2 separate regions of the Homo sapiens genome follow, and region 2 is linked to region 1. The links are chromatin loops, found by intact Hi-C in ENCODE. Cell type or tissue: gastrocnemius medialis. All regions are shown on one strand. Links, peaks and the distances in the headings refer to the core of each region. The heading gives the core; the rest is flanking DNA.

Region 1 (16,544 bases), core at 5,534-13,533:
AACAATCAGAAATAATTGTCACAGCTCACATACAACTAAAATAGAATCCTCTTTGGGGAAAAATCCTGGAAAATCCTCTTGAATGTTTCATTTCCTTGCTTATAAAATGATCACCTCATAAGATTAGTTGTTATTCATTTCTGTTGCTAAATGCTTAGTTGGTTTTTTTTTAGAGTTAGAGCTGGTCTAATTTGCTCTTTAGTTCAAAATCACTCCTAGCCACAAAGCACTTTGTGAAAAGGAACAGCAGCCGCCTATTGGTGGCAGATCAGCATGGGGTGGTGGGGTGCGGGCAGGGAGGCAGGGGGCGGACCACTTACCTCTTGGATCTCCAGATCGATGCTGTGCAGTGTCCTCTGTAAGCGCAGGTGGCCCAGGTGGATGTGCTTGCCTTCTTCCTCTTCGGGACTGGGCCGCTCGTCACTGTCCAGGAGGAGGTGGCCTTTCTGCTCTGCCAGCACCGCCTGATGCTCAGTGCGCTGCAGCTGCCTCACCTTCTCTTTCTTGCCCCTGGAAGCCCTCTTGTCTTTTTTCATTTTGGGGGTCAGCTTGGGCGAGTTCTGGATACTGGAGTGGGAGGAGTCCCATGCCAAGGTGGCATTTTTCATCTCTATCTTGATGTGAGGACTGGCTGGTTTGTTCTTTATCATGTGAACCTCTTCCATTAGAAACAAACTCTGATAGGAGTTGTGAGAGAGGTGCAAAGATGAGACACTGGATCAAGACCAGGGAGACAAGCCTAGGGCGTACACTCACGTAGCAAAACACATCAGGCTATACAGTGGAAGGAAGCTGAAGGGCAAAAGGTAGCTCATTAGTGCAGCCCAATCTCAGGCCCATCAAGGGGTCACGGGAGTGTGGGGCAACCTCAAGAGGTCCAGGGGCCTTATCAATGACCCAATATTCCACATGACAAATTACATGCTAAACTGCCTTTCCCCCTCAGCCAGCCTAAAGCGGACCTAATGACATTTAACTGACTGGCACGTAGCCCCTTGTTCTAAGGAGTAGTAAAAAGCAGGTAGGAAAAGCAAAGGGCATGCTGACCTCCAGTACAGATGCTCACTACGTGTTTTCCTTCCAGACCCCTCCTGCAGAATGCCAAAGCCTGCCCACTTCCCACACTCACAGCGCCGCATGTATCTAGGAGTAGAGACTGTCACAGGCTTACATTGCTACCGTCAGAAAAGAGTATCTAAAGTTTCATCTACCGCAGAGAACATCTTCTTGCCAAGAAACTCTCATGTCTTCAAAGCCTTGCCTTGGAACTTGAGAGTTCAAACAACCAAAGGAACAGGCTTGCATGGAAGTGAAGGGTATCTCCCTGAGAAACAACCCTTGGGAAGAGAACAAGACACTTTCCTCCCACTCATTCCCAGAGACCCCTGAGTTATGTTAAAAGAAAAATAATTTTTTTTTTGAGATGGAGTCTCGCTCTGTTGCCCAGATAGGAGTGCAGTGGCACGATCTCGACTCACTGCAACCTCCACCTCCCAGGTTCAAGAGATTCTGATGCCTCAGCCTCCCAAGTAGCTGAAATTACAGGCACGTGCCACCATGCCCGGCTAATTTTTGTATTTTTTTGTAGAGATGGGGTTTCACTATGTTGGCCAGGCTGGTCTTGAGCTCCTGGGCTCAAGTGATCTGCCTGCCTCAGCCTCCCAAAGTGCTGGGATTACAGGCGTGAGCCACCGCACCCAGCTGAAGAATGAACTCTTGAAGAGGGAAATGTTTCTGAAATTAAGATGTAAAACACTGATCACAATAAATCACAGCCCAGGATTTTCCCGTAAGACTTTGAATCCACTTTTTTTTTTTTTTTTTTTTGGTGAGATGGAGTCTCGCTGTGTCGCCCAGGCTGGAGTGCAGTGGTGCAATCTCGGCTCATTGCAAGCTCCGCCTCCTGAGTTCACGCCATTTTCCTGCCTCAGCTTCCCGAGTAGCTGGGACTACAGGTGCCCGCCACCACGCCTGGCTAATTTTTTGTATTTTTAGTAGAGACAGGGTTTCACTATATTAGCCAGGATGTCTAGATCTCCTGACCTCGTGATCCACCCGCCTCAGCCTCCCAAAGTGCTGGGATTACAGGTGTGAGCCACCTTCTAACAATCCTCTTAAGCCAGTGATCTTCTCTACAGAATGCTATACCAGTTGGATTCACAGTATGATTTAAAATATATTTATCTTAATTTAAAAAAATTTTAAACATTACAAAATCTTTAGAGAAAAGATAGCTTTTAGGGTCAGGACCCTCCTTAGTTACTGAGAACCCCCCAGCTATCTTAAAGTTTGCAGGTGCTATTAAATATCATACATAATCCCTCTCCCCAAAAACAAACCCTTTCTCTCTTAGATTCTAAACTTCTAAGCTCTCCCTTAAGCCCCCGTCTCCCATTCATCCCTGATCCTATCTTCCCCGAAGTGTCATGATTCTAAACTTCTGAGATAATCTTCACTCTCGAGTAACCTTAGGTGTGGCCCCCGCTTGCTGAAATGGCTGCTGCTTTCATTTGTTCAAAGCCTTCCTGAGAGATTGAACTAAGAGTAACATGCCAAACATTTTGATCACCTTCACAGAGTAAAACCACATGCCGACAGAATTTCCATCATTTCTCTCCCTTAAAGAGTTATTCAAAGGATGAAGGTCTTTTAGGCCTCAATGAACTATTAAGAAACATGCCAGTACCTACTGGTTTTCACAGCTCCAGCCCCATGTTTCCTTCCTACTCCCCGCAGCCTTACCCTCCCTTCTACCAGGAGAGTTTCGGCTTCAGATCACTCTGCCCTGACGTGCTAAGAGGCAGAGAAGGGCCTCCCCATACTTGAACTTGTATCTACTTGAATTTGCACCTGTCAGAACAACAGAATCTTAGATATAACATAAACCTATAACCATATAAACCTATAAACCATAAGCCTCAACTTTATCACAGGACACTGACCATGAAAACACTATTCATTCACTAGAAGAATCAAATCAGAATGAATCTGTTGAGAACAGAAGAGGGGACTACTCACAGGGTTGCCAGATAAATATAAGATGCCCAGTTAAATTAATTAATTAATGTATTTATTTATTTTTTGAGACAGGATCTCACTCTGTCACCCAGGCTGGAATGCAGTGGCGCAATCTCAGCTCACTGCAACCTCTGCCTCCCAGGTTCATGCCATTCTCCTGTGTCAGCCCTCCTGAGTAGCTGGGATTACAGGTGCCCACCACCACACCCAGCTAATTTTTGTATTTTTAGTAGAGACGGGGTTTCATAATGTTGGCCAGGCTGGTCTCGAACTCCTGGCCTCAAGAGATCCACCTGCTCAGCCTCCCAAAGTGCTTAGGATTACAGGCGTGAGCCACCATGCCGGGCCCCCGTTAAATTTAATTCCAGAAAAACAATAATAATTTTTCAGTATAAGTATATTCCATGCAGTATTTCACTGGGTGTCCTGTGTCTGTATTTGCTAGAGCAAGCCACCCTATTCCACTGGTGACAATCAGTGCAGCTTCACACTGCCTTTCTACAGGTTATCAAATCAATAAATTACAGGTTACATAAATAAATTTTATATCTCTTTTCCTATTCTTTATGCATACTACCCAACAGGAAGCAACAAGTTCTCCTGCCATATGCACTTGCAGGGTAGGTGAAATAGAGAAAAGACTATACTTGCAAATCTGTCAGATCTCCAACTCCAATTTAAAAAAGAAAGAAAGAAAATGATGTAAAACAAGACACAGGGTGAAAAGCAGGGCTCTGCAACATCGTCAGTGAGTTTCAAGGTCTGTAAAATGAATCAAAGAAGCAAGTCTCATCCTTGTTATTCTATATTCCATCTTCTAAAAATGATGAGAGGGCAGATGCTTTTGGGGAGATACAATCCCAGGAACAGTTCTGTTGTTTTCAAAAGGCTGCCTTAGATGGTCCCCCAAGATTGAGGCAAACTTCCTTTAACGTACTCAGAAACATAATAAACAGTTGCCTTACACCTAAAAAACAGCCCCCCAACCCTCATAAAGTCAATGTAATTCTAATTAATAGACATCTGAAGATAAGAAGAAAGAACCGGCTTAGAGTTCGGGAGGAATTAAGTAATAAACACTCGTTATCTTTTTTTTTCTGAGACAGAGTCTCGCTGTGTTGCCCAGGCTGGAGTGCAGTGGCGCGATCTCGACTCATGGCAACCCCTACCTCCCAGGTTCAAGCGATTCTCCTGCCTCAGCCTCCCGAGTAGCTGGGACTACAGGCACACACCACCACACCTGGCTAATTTTTTGGATTTTTAGTAGAGACAGGGTTTTACCATGTTGGCCAGGCTGGTCTTGAACTCCTGACCTCAAGTGATCCAACCACCTCAGCCTCCCAAAGTGTTGGGATTACAGGCGTGAGCCACCAAGGCTGGCCATAAATACTTGTTATCTTGTGCCAAGCATCTAATTAAAAAAAGAATAACAAGGAAAAAAAGAGACTGAGACCACCAAGAGAAGTAAGATAGAAGGGGTCTAAAGTCTCATGGGGCATCAAATAGAGCTGTGGGTGGTGCTGCTTCTACTATTAATTCTGAGGCTTCCTGGAGAGAGGAGGGACCTATGATGTGAAAGCCACCTGCTAATCCAAGTCCTCACTAATAAGCAGGAGATGAGAGCCCTCGAAAAACAAGGGGAGGACCAACCTACACTACATGCCCTTACTTTATCCAAAGTGCTACCAAATCCATTCACTAACAAGAATATAGAAATGAACAGCAGGGAGAACTTATGGTCAAACATTTGCTTTCATCCACGACTGGTTATTGCGGATTCAGCAAAATAAAGCTCTGAGTCCCATTAGGCCATTTTTTTTCATATGACTCAGCTCTTGGTTTTCTAAGAAGTGGCCACGTTGGGGTGGGGGAGGGGCACATTCGAAGACTAGCTTTCTTCCTTTCTCTCTTCTCTCCTTCCTTCCTTCTCTCTCTTCCCTCCCTCCCTTCCTTTTTCTTTCTTCTCTTTTTGTAAGAAACAAACAAACAACAACAAAAAAAAACAAAAACACAGATAAGAGTCTCATTCTGTTGCCCAGGCTGGAGTGCAGTGCCATGATCATAACTCACTGCAGGCTCGACCTCCTGGGCTCAAGCAATCTTCCCACCTCAGCCCCCCGGGTAGCTAGGACTGTGGGCGCACACCACTGCACCTGGCTATTTTTTTATTTTTTTGTAGAGACGGGGTCTTGCTGTGTTGCCCAGGCTGGTCTTGAACTCCTGGGCTCAAGTGAGCCACCTGCCTCAGCCTCCCAAAGAGCTGGGATTACAGGTGTGAGCCACCACACCCAGCCAGGACTAGCTTTCTTGACCAAATAAAAGTCACCCGGTCAACTGTAAACAAGTAGAATACAAACAAATCTCGGGAACTGAGTTTCCATGTTTCTTAAGAAGAAAATCCAATTTGTTTTCTCCTGAACCTCCAAGATGATTATATTCATCCCTCAAACATGTGAGCTTCAAGCCTTCACATCACCAAAATTGCTTTCTTATTCCTCTCACTGGCCAATAAAGACAAGCAGGGACATAGGAGCTAATCTATGCAGTGGCAACATCAAGGAATTCCAGCCCACATGGCATCCCTTTTTTTGTTAAGTATTAACCACTATCAAATATCTATTTCTCTCCACCCTCCCAAATATACTCCCTTTTGTATCATGTATGTGTAGTATTCTGAAGGAACAAAGAACACAGCCAAGGTATGATCAACTAACCACCTGCAAGAAAAGAAGCTGAGACTTACTTAACTGCACTTCTCAACATGACCTAGTTTTATGACTATTTCCATGTAACTGCTTTCCCTGCATCGTGAGTAGCACCACAGGGCAGGAAAAAGAAAGTATCAAAAAGGATTCAGCATGTCAATCAATCAAAGTGACAGTAGCAAAGATCAAGGGGAAGATGCCCCACAGTGCTGGTCTTCTAGGTTTAAGCCACTTCAAGGCCCAGTGAGTTGCGACACATCCATGTCAGGCCCAGGTGGAAGGGGCTAGCTCTAAAGGGGAACTCTGCAATCCTGGGAGCCCAGATCATGGCCGTTCACAAAAGGTAAAAATTCACATTAATTAAAAAAGGTGACAAGTCTCATCCCTCAATTCAGTCTCCTCCACTGCCCCCTTTTTCTTACCAACTTGCCAAAAGGCCAAAGCCAAGCTTAAGCCCAGTGAGGCCAGCCTGGGTGGCCCCTTGAACAGAGCCAGCAGTTAGTTGTGTGGGGAGGGCTCCTGACACGGGGGCAGGGGAAGGAGCCACTTACCTTAAATCTGTCAACAGCCACTGAGGCTTCTGAGAGGGACTTTACTGAAAACGGTGTTACTTTCAAAGCAAAAGTCATGGAATTGAAGACTGTCACCACTGTGAAAGCCTGAAAATAGGAGAAGAGAAGAAACTGTGCCTAATGATGCTATGCAACTGAAGTAACCTGACACCATGAATTTCCTCTCAGGCGCTAGGAAGGCTGCAACTTCACGGTCAGCTGTTATTACAAGTCAATTACATTTTTTTTTTTTTGAGACGGAGTCTCGCTCTGTCGCCCAGGCTGGAGTGCAGTGACACGATCTTGGCTCACTGCAACTTCCACCTCCCAGGTTCAAGCAATTCTCCTGCCTCAGCCTCCCGAGTAGCTGGGATTACAGGCATGCACCACTATGCCCAGCTAATTTTTGTATTTTTAGTAGAGACAGGGTTTCACCATGTTGGCCAGGCTGGTCTCAAACTTCTGACCTCAAGTGATCCGCCCGCCTCGGCCTCCCAAAGTGCTGGGATTACAGGCGTGAGCCACCATGCCTGGCCACATTTTTTTTTAAGTAGAGTTTTTGAGACCTTCAATTAAAATTGTCAGTAAATATGAACCACAGGATGATCTGTAATTTCAGAATTAAACTCAAACTTATGTTGACTAAAAACAACTCATACACTATTTGTGCATAAGGGCTGGCTCCCCACTCTTCTGCTTCTCAGCTTAATCCCATGAATGAAAAAATACCTACTAATTCTTGGGGGAACCTCCAGGTCCAGTAAGGAGAGGACCACAGCATCATCTCCATATGTGGTATTTTTTTTTTGTTTGTTTGTTTGTTTTGTTTTGAGATGGAGTCTTGCTCTGTCCCCCAGGCTGGAGTGCAATGGCATGATCTTGGCTCACTGTAACCTCCACCACCTGGGTTCAAGTGATTTTCCTGCCTCAGCCTCCAGCAAATGTGGTATTTCTAAAATGTTCCCCATCCCTGAGGGTTCCCTGACCTGTGCTGCTGTCAGATCGAAGCCCAGGGTCATATGAACAGAGAAGGTCACCACGCTGGCAATCACCACCACAATGGGAGCCACACCCACAGTGATGCTCTGGAAGTACCCAGCTTTTTCCAATATCCGACGCTCCTCCTCGCGGATTTCTATGAATAAAAAGCAAGCCAATTTCAAAGCAAGTTAAAAGAAGCCTAGGGATGTTGTTCCTCCACCTCCAAACAAGACTCTGTAGGTCTCCAGCCACCCTTCAACACCTATGACTATCAACTCTACCACTAAAGCTGGTATAAAAGGCTGAGGTTTGAAATGGATCAAGTGACAGGAATGAATCTAACAGAAAGCAGTCACTATGTATGAACTCAATCATCATCTTCTATGATACCTTTTTCTGATTCTTCTTGTAAATTTCTTAGGTTGAGAAGGAATGAACACATTAATTGTATCTATAATTGGCAGTTGTGTTTGCTTACCTGGTTGTTGTTGACTTTTTGCCTAAGGAATTAATAGGAAAGACAACACAATGGCACTGGAGAATTAAAAAGGGAGGGACTAAGAGGCCAGGTGCGGTGGCTCATGCCTATAATCCCAGTACTTTGGGAGGCCCAAAGCAGGGGGAATCACCTGAGGTCAGGTGTTCGAGACCAGCCTGGCCAACACGGCAAAACCCCGTCCCTGCTAAAAATACAAAAATTAGCCGGGTGTGGTAGTACACGCCTATGATCCCAGCTACTTGGGAGGCTGAGGCCGGAGAATTGCCTGAACCTGGGAGGTGGAAGTTGCAGTGCACCGAGATTGCACCGCTGTATTCCAGACTGGGTGACAAAGCCAGGCCTTATCTCAAAAAAAAAAAAAAAAGGGGCAGTGGGGAGGGAACTAACATTTCCCAGAGTGCCTGCTGTATGTTGGCAGTGGGATAGAAGCTTCCATATAAAAATGCAGTAATGACAACCGGAAGAAGATAGGTGAAATACAATTTCTATAGGCAGAATGATTTTTCTTAAATATTTGCAAAATCAACCCCCATATTAGCAAAGCAACCATAGTGTACTGAAGACCGTGGAGCAGGAAGCAGAACAATAAGATACTTTTTTTTCAGACGAGGTCTCGCTCTGTTGCTCAGGCTGGAGTGCAGTGGCACAATCACGGCTCACCGCAGCCTCAACCTCCATGGCTCAAGTGATCCTCCCATCTTAGCCTCCCAAGTAGCTGGGACCACAGATGTGCACTACCATGCCCAGTTATGTTTTATTTTTTGTAGAGAGGAGGTCTCAGTACGTTGTCCAGGCTGGTCTTGAACTCCTGGGCTCTAGTGATCCTGTCTCTCCTTCCAAAGCGTGGAGACTAAAGGCATGAGCCACCTCGCCCGGCCAATACTTTTTTTTTTTTTAAGACGGGAGTCTCACTCTGTTGCCGAGGCTGGAGTGCAGTGGTGTGATCTCAGCTCACTGCAACCTCTGCCTCCTGGGTTCAAGTGATCCTCCTGCCTCGGCCTCTTGAGTAGCTAGGATTACAGGCTGTGCCACCACGCCTAGCTAATTTTTGTATTTTTAGTAGAGACGGGGTTTTGCCATTTTGGCCAGGCTGCTCTTGAACTCCTGACCTTAGGTGATCTACTCGCCTAGGCCTCCCAAAGTGCTGGGATTACAGGCATGTACCACTGTACCTGGCAAATACTTAATTCTTCTAAGAGGGTATACACTGACCTTAAAGGTATTACCACTGCCTAAGGCATTGGGAACTATCTTCACAGCTAGCTTGTAAGTCACATAAAAACACTGAACTCCTTACTTGAACATGTATTATACACCTTGGCCATGTCTATAATGAGTAAGAACACTCTTTTCAAATTAATACATACAGGTAAAGATAACCAGTCAGGGGCTGATGGATGAGGGAAATTTCAGAAAAAAGATCATAAAACTACAGAATCAGAGAGCCAGAAGGGACCAGTGGCAGCCATCCTGCCATCAACCTGCTGGCAGATGTCCATTCAGAATCCATTTGTTCCACTCTAGTAGAAACAAACTCACTGCTTAACAAGGCAGCCCCGTCCACTGCTGGGCACCTCTTGAGTGCTCATCTCCTCTGGATGCTTCTTAGCTTAACAGCCCTCATAAATCAAATGTAGATTCCAGAATTGGACATCATGTTCCTGAAGGTTACTCAATGAAAGGAAAACAACAGCTGCCTTGCTCTGAACACTGTTTTGTTTTTTTTTTTTTTTTTTGAGACAGTCTCGCTGCGACACCCAGGCTGGAGTGTAATGGTGTGATCTCAGCTCACTGCAACCTCCGCCTCTTGGGTTCAAGCGATTCTCCTGTCTCTGCCTCACGAATAGCTGGGATTACAGGCATGCACCACCACACCCAGCTTATTTTTGTATTTTTAGTACAGACGGGGTTTCACTATATTGGCCAGGCTGGTCTTGAACTCCTGAACTCAGGTGATCCACGTAACTCAGCCTCCCAAACTGCTGGGATTACAGGCGTGAGCCACTGGCGCCTGGCCTGAACACTGTATTTCTACTCCAACTATAATGCATTGACTGTTTCACAGCACTGGACTCAGCTCCTGATGAGGTTATGGTCCACCAACAGCCTCATCTCTTTTATTTAAATTAAGTATCTATGTGTTTGTTTTTAATTATCTACTACTTAAATTTCACCTGTTTCAAGGCACACTGGTTCAATTTGTGTTGAGATCTTTCTGAATGCCCCATCTGTGCCATTTCTCCTAGCTTTGTGGGCACTTACACGTTTGACAGAGCTAGGACCAGCATCCAGCCATCCTGACTCCCAGTTTACCTCAAGGGCCACAAACTATTTCCCGTGAAACCACAGAGTAGAGTGGGCAAAGGTGATGCTCTCAGTAGTAATTTGATATTGTCTTCTGTGAAAGCCTCATGACCAGGCTGGAAAATCATGGGCAGGATGAGAATATACACAGGGGGCTTCGAAACTGGATTATTCCTAACTAGCTGTGTTTTAACTGGGAAAAATCAACATTTTCCCAGGTCTCAATTTCCTCATCAGTGAGATGAGGTTATGGGTTCAAACCTCTAAGATCCCTTTTGAACACAAAGATTCTATGATATTATGTCCTACGATACTAGACACTAGTCCTAGTACGTAATGTGCTCAGAAAGCAAAGTGTGTGAATTATAAGACCCAAAGAATCCAAGGTCCTTCTACCACATGCACATACAAAATCTTTAAACTCACTTTGAACACTCTGAGAAAATGCTTTGACCCAGGCATACATTTTGATAAATTTAATGTAAGTAAGAACTTCATTCATCTTCTGGACACGTTCATCCGTGGCGGCCACGCATTTTCTCCTGAAATATGCTGTGAGCCGTGATGCAAACATCTGAAAGGAAAAGCGATGCCACGCCAAATTAAAGCTCATTCAAACTTGAGAACTACCTAATCTGCTTAAGGTCATTCTCAATAAAATGAGCATATAATCCTGCTTGCTAGGATGGGCCAAATGTTATGTAATCGTACTGTCTTTAATAAAAGTGACCTATTGAATTGTAATAAAACATTACTGAATTCTTATCTCTTTATAAGGCAATGAAGACAAGAAAGTATTTATTCTCAATAGTGACCACAGAGACTGAGTGCTTCCAAAGGGGAGGCAGGAGGGCCCTATCACTTAGCACCAACTCCAACGCAGTGACTCAAACACTCCTATGTCAAGTGGGACAGGGTTCACCAGCTGACCTTCTCATTCAGACTCTCTTTCATGCAAGTGACACCTTACCTCCTCTCAAGTCAAAATTCTGTCCCTATAGAGCAAGCACTATCGAGCTCTAGATTGAACCTGCTTTGAGGAAATTTCCAATCAGAGCTGTGAGACCTCAGCAATGCCTACTATAACCCAATGGAAGTAACTCATCTCCTAAGGAGAAGCTGCCAGGATTCAGCTGGGAGGCTTACTCACCATTGCTGGGTAAAAGAGGATAAAAACAGCTGATCCCAGGAAGCCTGTTGGTCCCAGAATAATTACATTATAAATCATGCCTAAGATGGCAACAACGGGTCCTCCAGCCAGCAGGCTGCCAACGGCTGCTGCCTCAAACATTCTCTGCCCATCGTTGGAGCAAATGTTGATGAGCTATAAGATACAAAGAGTAGTGAGGGGACCCTGCAAGGACACGGTTCATTTGTCTCAGGAGGAAGATAAAGGATAAGGCAGGGCCCTAGAGGAATGAACCTCAAGCTAGGAAGTTGCTCTCTGCTGTGAAGCAAACACCCCTCACTCACCTCACCCAGGGATTTCTCTTTAATGTTCTTTAACTTAAGGATCTTCTTAAATGCCATGGTTAGGATGGCCCCCCGCAAGCGGACACCGGTTCGGTAATTCAATGCCCAAGTCAGTGCAAGCGACCAAGACCGCACGATTTCCGTCAGGAGGAGGCCCAGCACTAACAACAAGCTGTACTGCAGGTTAGACTCTGTTGCCTGGGTATACTCCAAGAGGTGTTTCACCATGAAGGCCTACAGGGAGAGACACACACCACTGTCAACATCTCCACGGCACTCACACACAATGCCATAGTTTTATGTTAAGTTAGAAAGAGTAGGCAGCTCCACTCAGGGACCAGTGCGCAAGCAAAGCAAAACTTTGGAAGACCCAATTATTACAAGCTGCCTGCAGTAACTTACTCAGGGCATTCTGCAGGAGCTAGGTCTAATTGCAAACTTTCTTCCTTACAGGACATCATCAAAACCATTACTCTTTCTAATGTAACATAAACCTATCAATGAGCTGAAATTAACTCTAAACACATGGTCATTCAAAAGTATAGCTTTGACCTTATTCCAGTATCTCCACACATGGATACATTTGTTTACATGAAATTAAGACCTTTTTTTTGGATCGTTTCAAACGTGCTTATTTGATAAAAAGGAACAGTGTACCTACAGTTGTACTGGGGAAGAGTGAGAAGTGCATTTGCAAAACATTCCTGAAAATAAACATCAGCAGTTTAATAGTACAGAAGAGAGCAAACAAAGCAGGCTATCAAAAATCCAGAGACCCTCCCATGGGCCCGCCCCACTCCCGACTCCCTCCCAAAAATGAAAACATGTTACCTCAGGTAGCATATGTCTAACACCACCTGCAGAGGGAAGGCGGCCAGCCCCCAAGAACCACCGAGTGCCACCTCCAGCTGAGGTCCTGCAACGCCGGAGCACACACTCACACAAGGCACATTCAGCAACAGTATTAAATACCAGGAAGTGGGAAGGAATGTACTTTTATTGAAAATGAAAAAATATAAAAGTACCATCTTCAAAGAGCATCTCACAAACACTGTACAGCAGGTGAAGCATTGCAGTAACATACATTGAAACATACAGAGTCGAGTTATACAGGACTAGCCATCTAACAGGTCATCTGGTCTCCGACGGTTGTTTAACGACACACAGTAGAAATAGAGAATAGAACCCATATCTGTTTCCAGAGTCCAAAGTAGTATATCAGGCTGACAGCACTCAATCAGTGAGGGCTCCTGAGGTTGCAATGATTCTGCAACGGAGTAGATTCTCTAGGAAAAAAGACCTTGCTGCTAAGGAAAGAGAATTAAAAACAAAACAAAACGAAAAGCTCCCCAAAGAGGTACTCTGCTCAAAATGGCTGGTGCTACTGGTGCACTAAGTTGTGAGGAATTACCTCTGCTCGGGACAGAATAAAAAATCCTAGGCCTCAAGGAAAAACTGGTGGCATCCTTCTGGGTCTTTTCAAGTCCTTGCATCTAAAAATCAATCTTGACAAAAATAAAACAAAAAACCACAACAAAAGAAAGCCAAACCAATCCCCCACCCTAAAGGAAGAAAAAAATTGATGTGAAGCCCATCCACCCTTCTACCCAGGTGCCTTATAGCAAAGGTGACTGCAGCTGTAAGTCAGAGCTGAATGACAGACAAAAATGGAGGCCAGACACCACGGTCTGGAGGTAGCTACGCTGAATTCCAAAACCCAGACTCTCTCTGGGTTAATTTCTTGTTTTTCCTGAGATTAAATTAATACCAGATGTCCACTAGGTCCTAGGAGATCCCCACCAATCAGATTTTTGCCAAGTCCCAGGAAATAACCTGATCAAATAGGAGACTTCAGATTCCAAGAACTACTGTATTCCACCTCTCCCCTCCCTCAGATTTTTAGGTTTATATCCATTGCTTGGGTCACCACTGTATACAGCCGGGTTGCTGGTTTACTAGCAAGAAGATTGGCTTCTTTTCCAGTATGCAATCCAAAATGTGGAACTGAGTCACAGGGCCAAAGCCCCCTTTTCCTCACGTGAAGCAACTCAGTAAGATGGCGGTGCAGTGAAGCCTGTTCCCACACACCTCGGCACTGATGGAGCAGTCTCCAAAGGAAGGCTGAAAGGACAGCAGGTGGTTGCCTTGGGCTCCTTCCTTCCCATACCTTTAGAGTGCCATTTTTCAGCACTGGGTAATAGCATCAGCGCCTCCCAGATGGGAGGAGCAGGGAAGGTAAAAGACATAGTGAATGTTTACACTATGCGAAACTTTCAAAGGGGGGGAAAAAGAGGAAACAGCAGATTAAAGAAGTTCCAACACATCGGGTTTTTAAATAACAATGACATTTCAAACCATTTTTTAGGGGATAAAGAAAAAAGAGGTTTTCATGAAAAATCCAACCAAAATTTAGTTTTTAAAAAGTTACAAATGTATCATTTAAATCTAAACAAACTGGAAGAAAACTTGAGACTGTTAGCATAGCTGTCTGGCTGTGGAAAGCATTCCCAGTGAATAAACATTACCTTACCTGAACTCTTGGCGAGAGATTCTGCCCAGCTTGACTCTCTCATTCTGACCGCAGAATACAGCCATCCTGAAAATTCTAAAGAACAGCTTCTGTCACTGGTTCCACTACAGAGAGACTCCCCCCAAATCCAGATCCTGACAGCACCAAGCAAGCTGCAGGTGGAGAGAGGTTGGAAGGGTGGGAAACTTACCTCTCTAAGGGTTTTACACTGTCCTTTCCCCAAAAGGCCCTCGAGCAGAGTTAGCATTCACCAAGAGAGAGCACTGCAGGAGGCGGCCTTCTCTTGCAGATCTACAGTGCGATGCTAATTCTTTATACACAGATCATAGGTGAGGCCTGGTCTTTTAGAACTGTCTTAATCCAAAAAGGCCCCAAAGCATCTCTGTAAGTGTAGCAATGTGGCTACACAGGACCACACTGTTAGAGATTCTGGTACTCCATTAACATTACTATGACCCCCGGGCACCCTGCACATATAGCGGCAGTCCCCACCGGCGTCACCAAAACCTTGGATCATCTTGGTGTATAAATGTCAGCATCAGCTGGCTGGCAGGTAAAAACAAACAGAACACAACAACTTGACTGTGTTTCATTTGTTCTGATTATGGCTACCAAGGTTCGGTGAAACCCGAGCAGGGACAAGAAATAAAAATGCCATTTTATTTGGGGAGCCCGTATGTGGGCAGTCTGTCCTTACACAGGTTTCTGTAAGAACAGATTAAGCTAGTTTGAAAGTCGTGCCAGATTAGAAAACTTGTAAAAATCTAAAACGAAATGTTCCTCAAAAGGATTTAAGTCCACAGACAGGAGGTTTACTCACTGCTAGTACTAATCTCAAAACCAGCCTGGTTTTTCAATTTCCAATGAAAAAGAAACATATTAGAATTGGAGTTCCAAAAAAGGAAGTGTGTATTGTTTACACTTTCAAATCTATAAAAGAGATTATGGATGAGTCCATTACTTTCTCAGCTCTAGGGCAGAATCCCATGAAATAACACTGGCCTTAAGGTGCTCTTCCCTGAAACGGCAGAGAGAAGAAAAAGCATGCTGCTGCTTTCCTGTTAAAGGAGGGCTCTTAGCTTTCCCTGGCAGCTAGAACAGTTTCCTAGAGGTTAGTACCCCAGTGTTCTGCACCATAAATGAGAGAATAAGGAATATACGGATGTTCAGGGGAGGGACTGTGAAGCCACCAAGCTGAATACGGATAGGTACCATTTTTTTCAAAAAATAAAAAATAAAAATCCCAGCAATCCATGGAATTTTTTTTAGAGGGGAGCCAATGAAGTTCTTGCATTGGCCAAATGGAATCAAGAAAGCCCATGATCACTTTATTCGCAAAGCCTGCATATGGTGCTACCCAGAGGAATGAATTCTATGAGATCAGAGCAGCCACCAGCCCTGTAGTGAAACAATGACAGAAGCTCTTCTTGGGGGAAGCTGGCTCTATGAAAATGTTTGCCATTTTGGTAAATTACATAACACAACATTTCAGTTACATGGTCCTTCTTACTTAAAACTTTTATATAAAGTATGTTAGTTGGTCAATTATTAATAATATAGAAACCCAATACCAGAAAAGTAGTGTTCTCTGCTTCAGAAAAGAGATCAAAACTTTAACAAGAGGCATCAAACGTTAAAAAAATAAAAACAAAAACAAAACTGCAAATTAGTTTTACCTAATTGCCATGCATCTTAGGCACATACTTACCAAAACCATGAACCTCCAGCTTACCCACATATGGAAAACGCACAGTACAAGCAGTACTACTGCTCCGATGCCTCAAGGCAAATGTGTAGAGAATAGATTTAATCAAGGTCTCAAGTGTAAGGCAGCACAGCAGGTGTAAGAAACAGGTGCCCAGGAAACAGAGTGAACGTCAAAGGCTCTCTTGTCTACTCTGCATCAGTACAGACTGGGGAAAACCACGGCTGCCACCCCAACACTTGCCACACAGTCACACTATAAGCCAAACTTAAACGGACTCCAGGTCAGACTCTAAAATCCTCGACAGTCCTCTAGTTTTCTCAGGGCTTATTTGCCACAGACCTGCCAAACATGTGATAACTGCCTCCAGGCACTTGGTATGTTCCCGGTGCTGGCTCACCAGCCCGGGCCACACAACGTGCTCTCACCCACTCATAGCACTGCAAGACACATCTGCCTGCACCGACTGTCAGTTCATGTTAACACACAACCGAGAAGCACAGTCCTGTGCAGAACTGGAGTCAGTTCCATTTCACCCCCACCCAGAAATCAAGCCAGTTCCATTTCTTCTCTGGCAACACTGCCCTTTCATCCTTCCAGCTGTTGCCAAAATCCATCGACCCCTTTCAACAGACCTGAAGGCATCTCTAAGACTGCTACCTAGCCCAAAGCTGAGCACAACCTCTGCAACAGAATAAGAGTGTTAGAGCTGGCCGTGGCCGGGCCCCTGGAGACTGTCGGAAAGGATGGTTAGAACTTACTGGTCCACTGAAGCCAG
Region 2 (16,544 bases), core at 3,270-11,269, 44 kb before region 1:
CAAATATCGGCAAATATCCTTCTAGATTTTTTCCTGTGCGTGTATTTGTTAAAATACATCTTTCGGCTGGGTGCAATGGCTCATGTTTGTAATCCCAGCACTTTGGGAGGCCGAGGCGGGTGGATTACTTGAGGTCAGGAGTTCAGGACCAGCCTGGCCAACATGGTGAATCCCTGTCTCTACTAAAAATACAAAAATTAGCCAGGTGTGGTGGTGGGCACCTGTAATCCCAGCTACTCAGAAAGCTGAGGCAGGAGAATTGCTTGAACCCAGGAGGCAGTGGTTGCAGTGAGCTGAGATCACACCACTGCACTCTAGCCTGGGCGACAGAGTGAGACTCCATCTCAATAAATAAAATAAAATAAAATAAAAAATAAATCTCTCCATACGTACAAACTTAGAAATGCACCCTCTTTCTCTTGGTTTACCTGGTTCACAACCCTGTAATTGAGTATGGGGCTCCAGGACAGCTGGCCTGACCAGGGAAAGAAACTGATCCAGTAGAAGGGAAGAGGAAGAAGGAGAGAAAGAATAAAGGACAAGTCAAGAAAAAGGAATTTTCCTGGCACAGAAGACCAGTTTGGGGACCATTTTTGCTTACTGTGCCAACAGTATCTACCTCAAGGAAATCAGAGTTGATACCAAAAGAACGAGACTAGAAATTTTTTTTTTTACAGGCGCATGCCACGTAATTTTTGTGTTTTTTGTAGAGATGGGGTTTTGCCATGTTGCCCAGGCTGGTCTCAAATTCCAGTGCTCAAGCTCAAGTGATGAGCCTACCTGGGCCTCCCAAAATGCTGGGATTACAGGCATGAGCCACTGTGCCCGGCCAGGACTAGAAATGTTTAGGACAGGAGAAAATTATCTTTGCCACTGAGGATGAGGGTGGAGAATTGGTGGTGGAACAGGTATTTGGTGGAAAACTGGGATGTTACAGTAATTTTGGACGGCTTGTCTTGATCTACACATAACATTTGGAGGTCTAGTAATCTGAAAAGTATATTTGCTTTGCTCATAAAATTATGCCTGGCATGTGGGAAACAGGAAACTCTCTGGGAGAAACATGGACTTTTACTCTATGCCACACACCTGTCTCCATATCTGGGGTTACTAATTACAGGCATGCAAATACAATCACGTCATTATCACAGAACTCTAGTGAGAGGACAGCAGGCCGGCACCGCCTCATTCCTGCTATCTGGGCATCTCTCGATCTCCTGGGAGATTCTGACCCGCCTTGCTCTCCAGCGCCTCTTGCCCTTTGCACGGCGTTTTTCCCGCTTGGAACATGCTCGCTTCTCACTACCCTTGGCCCAGGAAGTGTTGTTTAATATGGTACAGTTTAATGGGTTGACCTGTGTCTCCCCAAAAGACACCTAAGTACCTAAGAATGTGACCTTATTTGGAAATAGGGTAATTTGCAGATGTAATTAGTTAAGATGAGGTCATACCAGAGTAATAGAGAAGGGTGGGCCCTTAATCCCATATGACTGGTCCTTATGAGAGATGGCCACGTGAAGGCAGAGAAACACTGGGAGGGCATCATGTGACAATGGAGGCAGAGGCCAGAGGGATGCATCCAAAGCCAAGGAATGCCAAAGATGGCCACAACTACCAGAAGCTGGAAGAGGCAAGGAAGCGTCCTTCCCTATAGGGTTCAGTGGCAGCATGGCCCAAATGACACTTTGATTTTAGACTTCCAGCCCCCGGAACTGTGAGATAGTACATTTCTGTTGTTTGAAGCCATCCAGTTTGTGGCTTAAACTGTTTATGACAGCCCCAGGAAACACATACAGCAAGTAAGTCCATCAGATGCCTCTGGATCAAAGAGCAGGCATGGAGCCCCCTTTCATCCACAAGGATATGCTCCAGGGAGCCCCGGTGGATGCCTCAAACCACAAATAGTACTGAACCGTATAAATGCTATGTTTTTTTCCCCTATATATACATACCTATGATAAAGTTTAATTTATAAATTAGGCACAGTAAGAGATTAACAATAATGAAATCAAGCAATTATAACAATATGCTGTAATGAACATTATTTGACTGTGGTCTGTCTCTTGCAAAATATAGTATGTAATATTTTTGGACCCTGGTTGATCATGGGTAACTGAAACTGCAGAAAGTGAAACCATGGAGAAGCGAGAACTGCTGTACACAAAAGCGCGGTCTCCTGCCCACTGAGTAGCCGGCCCTATCAGATTTTCTATGGGCAAATACGACAACAGGCTTAACTTTTTTTTTTTTTTTTTTTTGAGACAGAATCTTGCTCTGTCACCCAGGCTGGAGTGCAGTGGCATGATCTCAGCTCACTGCAACCCCTGCCCTGCCCCGCCAGGTTCAAGCAATTCTCATGCCTCAGCCTCCCAAGTAGCTGGGACTACAGGTGTGCGCCACCACACCTGGCTAACTTTTGTATTTTTTGGTAGAGATAGGGTTTTGCCATGTTGGCCAGGCTGGTCTTGAACTCCAGGTCTCAGGTGATCCATCCGCCTTGGCTTCCCAAAGTGTTGGGATTACAGGCGTGAGCCACTGTGCCCAGCCCAGGCTTAACATTCAATTCACCCAGGTCCATCACACCAGCTGAAGGAGCCTCAGACCACTAAACAATGGGTTCCAGATAGAAAATGAATATTTGCATACACTCGTAGGTGGTACACAGTAAGGCAGACCAGACCAACCTCAACAGGGAGCTCAATCAGGAATGGAAAAATATCTCCCCTCATTAGAGAAGCCAGATGGTCCTGGGTCTGACCCACAGACAGAAATGAAAGCAAAGTTATGCATCCACTTAATCAAAAGGATTCAGTTAAGTGATTGGATAGAAAAGTGTCTGAACATGAGGGCAATTATTTTTAACAATCAGAACCCCTGGAGTCCTGATCTTGCCAAAGGTACATTTTCATCTTTGGTTCTTCATATTTTATTTTTAGCAATAGTCAACATTGACCACTGCTAAATGAAGCCAAGAATATCTCCCAAAGTGTGAGACAACACAGCAATTCACCCTCGGTATAGTAGAAAACACTGCAGTAAACCATGCTGCCCTGTCATCTGTGCTGGGTGCTTCATAGTAGCCTTGGTTTTCAGAGCAGGAGATTTTGGGACTCACATACCTTCTTCTATCAGGAAGCAAAAGGAAATCTTATTCTGAGGTATGCAGAAATACGGACTGATTTTGGCTTTTAGTTGTTAAGAGTCAGATTAGGTGAAAAAAGTTAAGAGGAAAAAGTAGAGCAAATGAAAAATACTAGAGAGAACGGCATAGATTGTGTGACTTTCTTTTTTCGTTTTTGAGATGAGGAAGGCAGATGAGACTTTGAAGATGCTGGGAAAAGAAATGTAACTAAAGGTCAAGATCCACAAAGAGGCACGTCTAACTGTTTTTTGGAGAGATGGAATATCAAGGTCGTGGTTAACAGTGGGGTCGTGACACACGCTTCAGGAGGCAATGCAGTGAGTGTAATGAGTAGAGCCAGCCGGCCAGCCTGGGTTCAAATCCTAGCTCTGCCACTTTTAGCTGTGTGTCTTTGGGCAAATTACTCTCACTCTCTGGATTTCAGTTTCATCATCTATATAAAACAGGAATAATGGCCAAGGGCGGCATCTCATGCCTATAATCCCAGCACTTTGGGAGGCAGAGGTGGGAGAATCTCTTGAGCTCAGGAGTTTAAGACTAGCCTGGGCAATATAGTGAAACCTCACTATTTGGTAAAATAAAATATGCATAACAATGGTGTCTGTCTTATGAAGTTTTGAGCATTTGTTAAATACAATTAAGATGGTTATGACAGGTGGGGAATGGTGGCTCATGGCTGTAATCCCAGCACTTTGGAAGGCCGAGGTGGGCAGATCACCTGAGGTCAGGAGTTCAAGACCACCAGCCTGGCCAACTATGTGAAACCCCATCTCTACTAAAAATACAGAAATTAGCCAGGTGTGGTAGTAGGTGCCTGTAATCCCAGCTACTGGGGAAGCTGAGGCAGGAGAACTGCTTGAACCTGGGAGGTGGAGGCTGCAGTGAGCAGAGATCATGTCACTGCACTCCAACCCAGGTGACAAAGCGAGACTGTCTCAAAAAAAAAAAAAAAAAAAAAAATTTAATGAGCAGATCAAAAGGAGAAGGCACCTGAAGAAGAAGAAATGAGAACACTGTTTCTTGCTAATGAATGGGCACCAGGCAGAAGTGCTCCGGGTAGACAAGGTACCCATCACTCACAGGGGACGAAGACTCAAGAGACATACCAGAGTGACAGCTGGGGACAGCTCACTGTCAGCCTAGCCAGGCTCCAGACAGTCCTCAGGATGAAAAACACTCCAGCTGCGGGGGATAGGACAGAGGCCAGGGCTGGGTTTCCTGGGTCCAGGAAGCACAGGGAGCTCTGGGAGAAGGTGGGGAAAGCTAGGGCCATGAGACAGAGGCCAGCAAAAGTGTTTTAAGGCCTGGATGAAAAGGGGCCTCTCTTCTTGGAGGCAATCATGAGGGCAAAACAATAGGGAGCTGCAGAAACACAGGCTGGAGAGCTCAAGCCCACACAGGCAGATAAAGGAGGGCCAGGATGCAGGTACTAGAATGACATTCTGGCTAATCTAAGGAAGGGGTGTGGTCCCAAATTATCTGGCCTATGATTTAGATTAGATTATATTTGTACACAGAACAACTCAACAATTTTTATCTTGTGACTTTCTGAGTTTTGTTGGTTTGATTTTGGTTTTACCTTGCTTTTCCTCTAAGAATTCCTTTCAAGTTTTAATTGTTTACAGGTATCTCAAGAAGAGGTACCCACCCTCAATACTGGCTAATGGTGGTGGAGGCGCGGTTTCCAGATTCAGAGTCTCTAGGAGGCAGCTGAGGAAACAGCTTATTTATCCTGCCTGTGCCTTGGGAAACTCATCATAGGCTTTCTATCTTCTAACTAAAGCAAAAGAATACTGGCTGGGCGCGGTGGCTCACACCTGTAATCCCAGCACTTTGGGAGGCTGAGGTGGGCAGATCACCTGAGGTCAGGAGTTCGAGACCAGCCTGGCCAACATGGTGAAACCCCGTCTCTACTAAAAATACAAAAATTAGCTGGGCATGGTGGCCCATGCCTGTGGTCCCAGCGACTCAGGAGGCTGAGGCACGCAAATCACTTGAACCCAGGAGGCAGAGGTTGCAGTGAGCTGAAACTCCAGCCTGGGCAACAGAGCGAGACTCTGTCTCAAAAACAAAAGAATACCAAGAGCTGAACATTCTCTGGGATCCGTAACAAACCTGAGAGGATAAAAGGAAACCTTAGGGGATAAAAGACAAGTCCAGCATTTAATTCTTCCTCAGTGTCTACTACAGACTAAAAAGCCAAAATTAGAGCTGGCAAAAATTTAACTGAAATGATTTTCTCACTTTGCACAGCTGACTTCCTAAGCTGCACCTAAGCTCAGTAGCTACAAACCCAGGACAGCAGTGTACCAACTACTGAGCTAGCCACAAAGCAGTCAACATTTCTTTCTCTGGAGACAAATGGTTCCAATTCTACTAAAGCTACAGGCGCACGATGTTCTACCCACACCAGCTGCACGCGCCCATGGTCAATTCTTTTTCTTTTAACATTTTATATAATTTAAAAAAGCAGAGACGACGTCTCACGATGTTGCCCAGGGTGGTCTCGAACTCCTGAGCTCAAGTGATCCTTCCGTCTCGGCCTCCCAAAGTGCTGGGATTATAGGCATAAGCCACCGCACCTGGCCTCATGGTCAGTTGTTAACCACTAACTCTAGAAGCCCCCATTTCACAAACCCAAATGAAATGCTATAAAATTGTTAAATTAAAACTGAGGCTTCTTGGTGGCAGCAGTTTCAAAAGAAATCTCAAGTTTAACGTGCTTTATTTCTTAATTCTCTTCCAAATGATGATTTAAAAAACTAGTTCTTATGGCCAAAGCCAAATATTGTAAGGCCAATTTTTTTTTTCAAGGTGTTCCTGTGGCATCTAAAAATAGGGAGATTTATGGGAAGAGCCAGGCTGGTCTCAAACTCCTGACCTCAGGTGATCCGCCCTCCTCGGCCTCCCAAAGTGCTGGGATTACAGGCATGAGCCACCACGCCTGGCCAAGCAATGGCTTCTTTTTTTGAGATGGAGTCTCGCTCTGTCGTCCAGGCTGGAGTGCAGTGGCATGATCTCGGCACACTGTAACCTCCACCTCCCAGGTTCCAGCAATTCTCCTGCCTCAGCCTCCCGTGTAGCTGGGACTACAGGTGTGTGCCACCAAGACTGGCTAATTTTTGTATTTTTTAGTAGAGACGGGGTTTCAGCATATTGGCCAGGCTGGTCTGGTACTCCTGACCTCGTGATCCGCCCGCCTCAGCCTCCCAAAGTGCTGGGATTACAGGTGTGAGCCACCGCACTCGGCCTATTTTTAGGCTTTCATCTTCAATAAATTCTAATTTTCTTTTGAGACAGAGTCTCGCTCTGTCACCTAGGCTGGAGTGCAGTGGGACGATCTCAGCTCACTGCCACCTCCGCCTCCCAGGTTCAAGTGATTCTCTTGCCTCAGCCTCTGGAGCTCTGGAGTAGCTGGGACCACAAGCATGGGCCACCACACCTGGCTAATTTAGTAGAGACAGGGTTTCGCCATGTTGGCCAGGCTGGTCTCGAACTCCTGACCTCAGGTGATCCGCCCACCTAGCCCTCCCAAAGTGCTGGCATTACAGGCGTGAGCCACCACGCCTGACCAATAAATTCTAATTTTCTTCTGATATTGCTTGTCTGACCTTATTACCTCAATACCCAAAGAGAATGGTTTATTATCAACCACAGATACAGTGCATGCTGTCCAGATTCAATTACAGAAACACCAAAATAAACATACTCTAGGGTGTTGACACTACACAAACACAGGTGAGAATTCTGCTGATTTACTGCTATGGACTACAGGTTTGTGTGCCCCTAGAATTAAACTGTTGAAACACTGACCCCAATGTGATGGTGTTTGGAGGTGGGGCTGTAAGGAGGAGATTAGGTTTAGATGAGATCATGAGGGTGGGGCCTCAAGAAGAGGAGACACAAGAGCTCTCCTTTCCGCGGGCACACACCACAGGCATGCACCACAGGCACACACCGAGGAAAGGCCACATGAGGACAGAACAAGACAACCATCTGCAAACCAGGAAGACGGCCCTCAGCAGACACCCATCCCCGGCCTTCCCAGCCTCCAGAACTGAGAGAAATAAATTTCTGTTGTTTAAGCCACCCAGTCTATGGTATGTTGGTATATACAGCAGCCTGAGCAGACTAAGATATCTACCAAAGTTCCTTGAGTTCAAAATGCCATTTCCAAAGGTGGAGGGGATAGTTTTAAAACAAGTCTGAACACTGCCTATGATTATTTGAAATTAGGTTGGTACCAATTTTTCTGAAAACTGCTAAAAATTACTTTTAGAATGATTTTTTTTTTTTTGAGATGGAGTCTCACTCTGTCACCCTGGCTACAGTGCAGTGGCATGATCTCAGCTCACTGCAAGCTCTGCCTCCCGGGTTCACACCATTCTCCTGCCTCAGCCTCCCAAGTAGCTGGGACTACAGGCGCCCACCACCACGCCCGGCTAATTTTTTGTATTTTTTAGTAGAGACGGGGTTTCACCGTGTTAGCCAGGATGATCTCAATCTCCTGACCTCGTGATCCGCCCGCATTGGCCTCCCAAAGTGTTGGGATTACAGGCGTGAGCCACCGTGCCAGGCCAGAATGATTTTTTAATAGACAGGGACACAAATGATGGAAATCCACTGTTTTCAGGAGGCTGAAGCTTAAGGCTAAGGGTAGGATCAGGTAAGCTTAGGAAAGATAATGTGATGCTTTCTCCTTGGACTGTTTTAATAGGCCAAGAAGAAGGATTTTATCTCTGGCAACCTGGCAGATTTCAAAAAGTGACATAATTCCAGAGTATCAAAGGTAGGGGAAGATAGTAGAAAATGAAATAACATGAGTAGTAATAATGCCTGAAAGCCACCATTGGAACTGGAACTTTTGGCCAGGTGCAGTGGCTCGCGCCTGTAATCCCAGCACTTTGGGAGGCCGAGGCGGGTGGATCACTTGAGGTCAGGCGTTCAAGGCCAGCCTGGCCAACATGGTGAAACCTCATCTCTACTAAAAATACAAAAATTAGCTGGGCCTGGGGGAGGGCGCCTGTAATCCCAGCTATTCGGGAGGCTGTGGCAGGAGAATCACTTGAACCCAGGAGGCGGAGGTTGCCGTGAGTCAAGATCGTGCCACTGCACTTCAGCCTGGGTGACAGAGTGAGACTCCATCTCAAACAAACAGAACAAAAAAACTGCAACTTTCAGCGCACCTAGGAGAGATGACAGAATGGAGTGGGGGGCAGATGAGGATGATGTCAATGAGGCTGATGACAGCAGCCACCATTTGCTGAATGCTTACCATTTGCCAGGCCCTGTGCTTATATAATTTACATGAACTTATTCAACCTTCACAGCAACAGGTCTTTAAAGCATCCCCATCTTATGGTTGAGGAAACAGGCACAGGAGTGGTTAAATAACTTGTCCGAAGTCACGGAGCAGAGCCCTGGGCCCAGACCTCTCTGGCCTCTTCAGCACTGTGTTGCAGGCCTCCCTGCACCCTTCAGTCAACCAAGTGGCATTGTGAGTGGTGCTGCCTCTCCCTTCTGCACCAGCAAGCACATGGTGCAGTGGGAAAAGCACCAGACTAGAGATGGTGAGCTCATGGTCCCAGGGGGCGGTGCTAGCATCATGTGGTCCCACATGCTCATCTGGCCTCTAAGTGACGCACGAGACATGCAGGTGCTCAGGTCCTCACCTGACAGTGCCACTGAACAGCACCGGCTCTTGAGGAATGATAGAGAGTTTGCTTCGGAGGTCGGCAAGGCCAATATCACTGATTCTCACTCCATCAATCTTGATGCAGCCTCCAGATAACTCCACCAGACGGAAGAGGGCCATCCCCAGCGAGGACTTCCCTGATGAGTCAGAAGACATGCAAGAGAGGAGCTGTTAGCAAAGTCTGTGAGGACAATGCTGGTTTAGCCTCAGGGCAATGCCAACTATTTTTCCATTTCTATTCAGTTGTTATTTCAACTGATTAACTGAGATAATGTATAAAATGATAGAAAAATGCAATTAACTTTCCTGAGATACCAGGCAGACACCTTCAAATTACACAGCTTCAGCCTGAGAAGGAAGGGAAGGGACCATTCCATTTTCATTTTTTTTTTTGAGACGGAGTCTCACTCTGCTGCCCAGGCTGGAGTGCGGTGGTGCGATCTCGGCTCACTGCAACCTCTGCCTCCTGGGTTCAAGTGATTCTTCTGCCTCAGCCTCTCAAGTAGCTGGAACTACAGGCACGCGTCACCATGCCCAGATAATTTTTGTATTTTTAGTAGAGATGGGGTTTCACCATATTGGCCAGGTTGGTCTCAAACTCCTGATCTCGTGATCCGCCCACCTTGGCCTCCCAAAATGCTGGGATTACAGGCGTGAGCCACCGCGCCTGGCTGACCATTCCATTTTCATGAGAGTAAAATGGAAAAATGCCTCCTGGTCACCTTAGGAACAGGTGCACAGAGCTGAATGCTTCTTAGGCAAAGTTAGGAGAACAGAGATCTTACAGCAAGCAGTTGAGGGGCAAACCAGAGGACAAGATGTCTTTTTTCTCCCTACCCCCTTATTAGGGCTGAGAGAGAGACTAAGACAAGGCCTCCTGTTGCCACAGCAGCAGCTGGGGAATTGAAGAAGTTCCAGGGATAAATAAACACATACGGGAAGGAGGTTTTGCCTCGACTCAATGAGTAGCTGTCAATGGCCCTACTGTGATAGGAAACTATGGCAGAGAAGCAGGTTTGGGGGATCAGTGTTATTACAGTAATCAGCAGAACAGGTTAACCAAATCTTCATTTGAAAAGTTTACATAAGTAATACGAGATGACATCATCAATCTCCCATAATCTCACTTCTATCATTTTAGGCACACTTCCTTTCGGTCTTTCCTCAGAGTTGAGATCATATCAGAAATGCAATATTGTAATTGCTTTTTTCACTTAACACTGCATTGGCCGGGCACGGTGGCTCATGCCTGTAATCCCAGCACTTTGGGAGGCTGAGGCGGGCAGATCACCTGAGGTCAGGAGTTCGAGACCAACCTGGCCAACATGGTGAAACCCTGTCTCTACTATAAATACAAAAATTAGCTGGGCAAGATGGCGAGTGCCTGTAATCCCAGGTACTTGGGAAGCTAAGGCAGGAGAATCACTTGAACCTGGGAGGCGGAGGTTGCAGTGAGCCAAGATCGTATCATTGCACTCCAGCCTGGGCGACAGAACGAGACTCTGTTTCAAACAAAACAAAACAAAAGCATTGTATAACACTCAGTCAACCATCTTTTAAAAAAATTTTCAAGATAAAATTTTAGTGGTTGCATTCCATCATGTGCATGTATTCTTGTTCAGCCAGCCCTCTAAGGGTCAACATTTAGTTTATGTAAAACTTATAATAATGTTATGTCCTATTATCTTAGTGCTGAAACTTTACTGCCACCTCAGACAATTTCCTTGGGAAAGAATCTTAGAACTGAAATTACTGTGTCAAAGGATATAAACATTTAAAAGGTGCTCTCTCTACAGAGCCAAAAAGAAAAGAAGTTTGCCATAGTCCTGTCTACCTTTCTGCAACTTGGTTCCATGGTTTAGATTTAGAACTACAGGGTTTTAGCTGTTGAATCACTTTTCCTTGGCTGTACGCCTGGTTCTTGACCCTCCTACCTTTCTCGTGCCACCATGTCATGAAAGACCTCTTGTGAGGGCCTCATCGAGATCACCACGATGCTGTCTCTTCAGCACTCATGGAGGGCGCAAACAGCCTGCCTTGCCCCAGTGTCTACAGCCACGACCCCACTGTCGGGATCTACCCCCTGGGCATACCTCTGTCTAACAGCCTAATGGGAACCTGAAAAACACCCATAAGACTTGGAAGAAGTAACGCCCAGGAAACTTGGAAAAAGCTGTATTAGGACCCATCTTCCTAATGCAACAATCCTCACATCCTTCTACCAGAAACGAGTTAGGAAACCTGGTCCGTCTAGCAGGATAGTTCTCCTCCTAGAAATGAGTGACTCCAGGCCGGTGGGCGCAGCGGTTCACACCTGTAATCCCAGCACTTTGGGAGGCCAAGGTGGGTGGATTACTTGAGGCCAGGAGTTTGAGACCAGCCTGGCAAACATGGCAAAACCCTGTCTCTACTAAAAAATACAAAAAAAAAAAAAAATTAGCTGGGCATGGTGGCATGTGCCTGTAATCCCAGCTACTCCAGAGCCGAGATTGCACCACTGCACTCTAGCCTGGGCAACAGACTGAGACTCTGTCTCAGGAAAAAAAAAAAAAAAAAAAAAAAAAATGAATGACTCTGTTCAGGGTTGGGGGACTCAGTTACTGGCCCCTTTCCCAGATAGGAGGGGAGGAGACATTCCCTCTGGGCCGAGGCAGGGCTTTAAGATCTAAGCTAAGGAAGGAATGGTGCCCGAAACAATGGGTCAAGTTGTTCCAGTTTAACAAAAGGTGCCTAGGTTTGGACCACCTGGACTGGAAGACTTTAGAGTCCTCTGAATCTGACTACCTTTGCACTGATGGAATGTGCTGGTAAGAAAGGCAGTGAAGTCCTCAAGATGGTGTCCTTGACTGACATGACCACAGGAGAGTTTCCAAGTTACCCGTGAAACTTGGAAGAAGCCCTATTAGAACCGGAGTGTAAATCAGGTTATTATTATTATTATTATTATTATTTGAGATGGAGTTTCGCTCTTGTTGCTCAGGCTGGAGGGCAATAGCGCAATCTCAGCTCACTGCAACCTCCGCCTCCTGGGTTCAAGAGATTCTCCTGCTTCAGCCTCCCGAGTAGCTGGAATTACAGGCATCCACCACCACGCCCAGCTAACTTTCTGTATTTTTAGTAGAGATGAGGTTTCACCATGTTGGCCAGGCTGGTCTTGAACTCCTGACGTCAGGTGATCCACCAGCCTGGGCCTCCCAGAGTGCTGGGATTACAGGCGTGAGCCACTGCACCTGGCCACTATGTTCTTTTTCTTGTTTCTCTTCTGTCACTAACTACTGTTTAATGAAGTTGTGGTGCTTGTTTTGGCCTATCTCACCTGTGTTAAAGGGAAATCATAACAAAGGACATCAGTCAGCTTTCAGGGGAGCAGTGTACCCCTGGGGACGAATGCAGCAGATGGGCTCAAGGGAGAGAACAGTAAAAAGGCTTGGGGAGAGTCACCCTGCTTGGCTAAAGATTCCCTTCCAGCATGAAAGACCTGGAGCAATGTCTTGTTTTGACGTGAAGTAATTCCCTCAAACAGAAAGCAGGAAATGGCTTTTTCCTTTTCTTCCTTAGAAAGTTCTTTAAAATCAATTGGCCAGAAAAGACAAAAGGTTTTTTTTTTTTTAATGGCAAGGAAAAAAGCTAGAAGAGTTTTGATGCCAAAGAAGCATGGAGCCTAGAAAACTAATGAAAACTGAATCAAAGATACCTCTTATACAAGGATAAAAAGGACAGTAAAAGAAGACAAGTTCAGTCTTTGGAATGCAATTCAGGAACGAAAGTGAGAAAAAAGGGGCCGGGTGCGATGGCTCACACCTGTAATCCCAGCACTTTCAGAGGCTGAGGCGGGTGGATCATGAGGTCAGGAAATCGAGACCGTCCTGGCCAACATGGTGAAACCCTGTCTCTACTAAAAATACAAAAAAATTAGCTGGCGCCCCTGTAGTCCCAGCTACGTGAGAGGCTGAGGCAGGAGAATCGCTTGAACCTGGGAGGTGGAGGTTACAGTGAGCTGAGATCGTGCTACTGCACTCCAGCCTGGCAACAGAGTGAGACTTTGTCTCAAAAAAAAAAAGAAGTAAATTACTCAAGTCCTGACCCTAGAAATCTAAAGGATCTACAGTTACGCATTTCTTTTCTTTTTTTTTTGAGACGGAGTCTCGCTCTGTCACCCAGGTTGGAGTGTAGTGGCGTGATCTTGGCTCACTGCAACCTCCGCCTCCCAGGTTCACGCCATTCTCCTGCCTCAGCCTCCCAAGTAGCTGGGATTACAAGCATGTGCCACCACACCTGGCTAATTTTGGACTTTTAGTAGAGACGGGGTTTCACCATGTTGTTCTGGCTGGTGTTGAACTCCTCAGGTGATCCACCCGCCTCGCCCTCCCAAAGTGCTGGGATTACAGGCATGAGCCACTGCGCCCAGCCTACTGATAGTTTTAAAAGAAGGCCATGAAACAGCATGTGTCAATGACCTCATTTTTGTAAACCTACATATTACTAGAGGAAGCCTAACAAGATAGCTACCAAAATGTTACCAGTGCTTCTCTCTGGGTAGCAGAGTTGTGGGTGCTGCTCCTCTTTCGTACTTGGCTGTGTGCCCCAGTGTTCTGCATTGAGAATGTGCACATTTATGACTGTGAAAAGCACTCAATGTCATCAAAGTGGGGTCAACAATAAACCTAGAAAATTGGTTTCAGTAGGGGGCTGAGACACTAATTGCTCATCAAACAAACAAGGATCCGGTTTAAAGGGGTGAAAGTGATATTTCATAAACTGCTACGTTCCAATGGATTCAAAGAAGGCTTTGCACATCCTTACCTGATCCTGTCCGCCCCACAATGCCAATCTTCTCTTTAGGTTTGATCGTGAAGGATACTTTCTTTAGGACGAGAGGGAGGTTTTCTCGGTACCTCATCTCTGCGTTCTCAAAGGTCACCTCTCCCTCCTGGGGCCAGTCAGGGGAGGGAGCCTTGTTCTTAATTCTGGCAGGTGCTTCCAAGGACAGAGTCTGGGGAGACAAGGGTGGCCAGTTCAGACTGACCACAGATTCTTGGGGAGCTGCAGGCTTTGTCACAGAGAAATAAAACCAGGACAACCATAGTAGCCACACAGAGGTAGCTGCCACCCTGTCACCTTGCTAGGAAAGAATCCCTTGGAAGTAAATGCTTATCATCACTAAACTCGACAGAGACAGAGCACAATGGCTAAGTGTCATGGCTACTAGCAGCAGCCTGGGGAGGGAAGTGGTGTTCAGACTACCTTTTGTCTCAAGGAACTATTCCACAAAGCTGCCTTGGGGGCCAAAGGAAAACCAACACGGGCAGACATGAGGCCTTCCACCCCTCCACCACAGCAGTTTTTACTGAAATTCTTTGAGATAGGATTCTACCATTTGATAATCATTGGCTTAAATCCAAAGGAAGAAAACTAATATTTACTGAACATCTGATTGGATCCTGGCATTCTGGCATGTCTTGGTCAATCCAGGAGACACAGACTCTAATTCTAATTTTGCCACTGTGTGACCTGGACAGATCACCACTTCTTCTGCATCTTAGTTTCTTATCTGCAAATTGTGGGGACTGGATTAGATGATCTTGAGAATCTATTCCAGCTCAAAATGCTGTGATATAACTGCTTGGGTAATTTTTATCATCAACAATCATATCTCATGATCTTTTAAAACTCTCTGGCAATTGGCCATGGAGTATATAGCCTTATGGGGGGAAGTAAGGGCCAAAGACTGTAGCACTCTGGGGGGTTAAGCCTAAAGTCTAAAACTCCAAGCTGGAAGGACTCTGTGTTGGGACAGTCAGTGGGAGGGCAGGCCTCTGAAATGTGACCGGTTTCAGCAGGGTCCACTTTGTACCACCACTGACCGTAATCCTAACCTCTCCAGCACAAGGCTCTCGCCAACCATAACATTAACTCAAACACTGCACATATGTACACACACGGGTCATCTACACACCAGGACAGTGTGCAAAGAGGCTAACTTCTAAACATGAAAGAAGAGCTATTACTAGATACACTGGGCAGCCACCTGCCATCCTTTCTGAGAATAAGAAAGTTATTCATTTGTAAGCTTAAGAAATATTCTACCACTAATGAGGCTCACTGTCAAAACAATCAGTGAAGCACATCTCTATTAGAGAATCCAGTTTACGTACACTCAGTTCCCAATTGAAAGAGTAATTTTTCAGGCCGGACACTATGGCTCCTGTCTATAATCCCAGCATTTTGGGAGGTGGAGGCAGAGGCAGATCGCTTGAGCCCAGGAGTTTGAGACCAGCCGGGACAACATGGCGAAACCTATCTCTACAAAAAATACAAAAATGAGCTGGGCCTAGTGGCGCATGCCTGTAGTCCCAGTTACTTGGCGGGGCTGAGGTGGGAGGATCACTTGAGCCTGGGAGATCGAGGCTGGACTGAGCCGTATTCATGCCACTGCACTCAAGCCTGGGTGACAATAAGACCCTCTCTCAAAAAAAATAAAAAAATAAAAAATAAATTAAAAAAGGAAAAAAAGAAAAAAAGCTAACTTTTCAAAACTATGTTTCAAAGTCAAGTGTTGGGAACTCAGAATATACTCTTCACATATAAACAATGACACAGATGCTTGTAAAGTCTCACAGCAGTTCAATAAAATAGATAACTCTTAAGAATTGAGTTCAATTTGAGAATCTAACTACTCATGATGCTGCTTCTTTATAAGCAAATTTGTCCAATCTGTGGCCCTTGAGCCACATGCAGCCCAGGACAGCTTTGAATGTGGCCCAACACAAATTCGTCAACTTTCTTAACATATTATGAGACTTTTTTTTGCCATCTTTTTTTTTAAGCTCATCAGCTATCGTTAGTATTATTTTATGTGTGGCCTGAGACAATTCTTCTTCCAATGTGGCCCTGGGAAGCCAAATGATTGGACACCCCTTGATGTGGTTTGGCTCTGTGTTCCCACCCAAATCTCATCTCGAATTGTATAATAATCCCCATGTGTGAGGGGAGAGGCCTGGTGGCAGATGACTGAATCAGGGGGGTGGACTTCCCCCTTGCTGTTCCCGTGACAGTGAGTTCTCAGGAGATCTGGTTGTTTGAAAGTGTGTGGCACTTCCCCCTTCTCTCTCTCTCCTGCTCTGCCATGGGAAGATGTGCTTGTTTCCCCTTCACCTTTCGCTATGATTGTAAGTTTCCTGAGGCCTCCCAGCCATGCGTCCTGTTAAGCCTTCGGAACTGTGAGTGACTTAAACCTCTTTCTTCATAAATTACCCAATCTCAGGTAGTTCTTTACAGCAGTGTGAAATGGATTAAGACATCCCTGTAGGAAATTGTTTAAGAGTGCCAGTTAGGACAGCAGCAAGATGCCTGCCACCCACGGCAAGACGGAAGGGGTTCCTGGGGAAAGGTGGGAAGAGCTGGATACTCTGGTATCAATTAAATTTACTCGTTTGTAAGTTGGGAGAGCAGTTTAGAATTCGCTATGGAGCTTTTCAAACTATAGAAGCCTGGGTCCCACCCCAATCCACTGCAACAGAATCCAGAGATGAGGCCACGTTTGTCCTGCCAAAAGCTCAGCAGGGGGTCCTGATGGCCATCCCTGATTAAGAACAATTGGACATAGTAAGAATTAAAACAATACATGGTTTTAAACAGTGTAAGGAAAATGCTCCATTAGTCAGTTAAGCTGAACTGACAAGGTTCTGAACATTCTGGAAATTAGCC

Evidence for each region. Peaks named below come from ENCODE experiments on the same cell type or tissue, not always from the same donor. Only the 100,000 strongest peaks of a DNase experiment are listed, where the experiment ranks them.
Region 2: it touches region 1 in a loop (1.8-fold over the local background); 2 of 110 quality-filtered maps call a loop at or near these places.

What each region holds. Positions count from the first base shown.
Region 1 is chr3:183,971,243-183,987,786 of GRCh38, forward strand. It overlaps ABCC5 (ATP binding cassette subfamily C member 5), which reads right to left. Exons shown (of 30, transcript NM_005688.4): 5 at 16,528-16,544; 6 at 11,532-11,765; 7 at 11,209-11,382; 8 at 10,485-10,632; 9 at 7,261-7,409; 10 at 6,275-6,382; 11 at 321-677. Among named protein-coding and RNA genes, the nearest start is that of ABCC5-AS1, 27 kb to the right of the region's middle. In gastrocnemius medialis, for the core only: no CTCF peak of the experiment used is centred there; DNase peaks (open chromatin) are centred at 6,489, 9,309, 10,959, 11,189 and 1 weaker place; H3K27ac peaks cover 7,804 bases.
Region 2 is chr3:183,929,087-183,945,630 of GRCh38, forward strand. ABCC5 (ATP binding cassette subfamily C member 5) reads right to left here. Exons shown (of 30, transcript NM_005688.4): 25 at 13,641-13,830; 26 at 8,815-8,974. Among named protein-coding and RNA genes, the nearest start is that of MIR4448, 51 kb to the left of the region's middle. RefSeq lists an enhancer at 15,819-15,908. In gastrocnemius medialis, for the core only: no CTCF peak of the experiment used is centred there; DNase peaks (open chromatin) are centred at 4,285, 7,065 and 10,830; H3K27ac peaks cover 350 bases.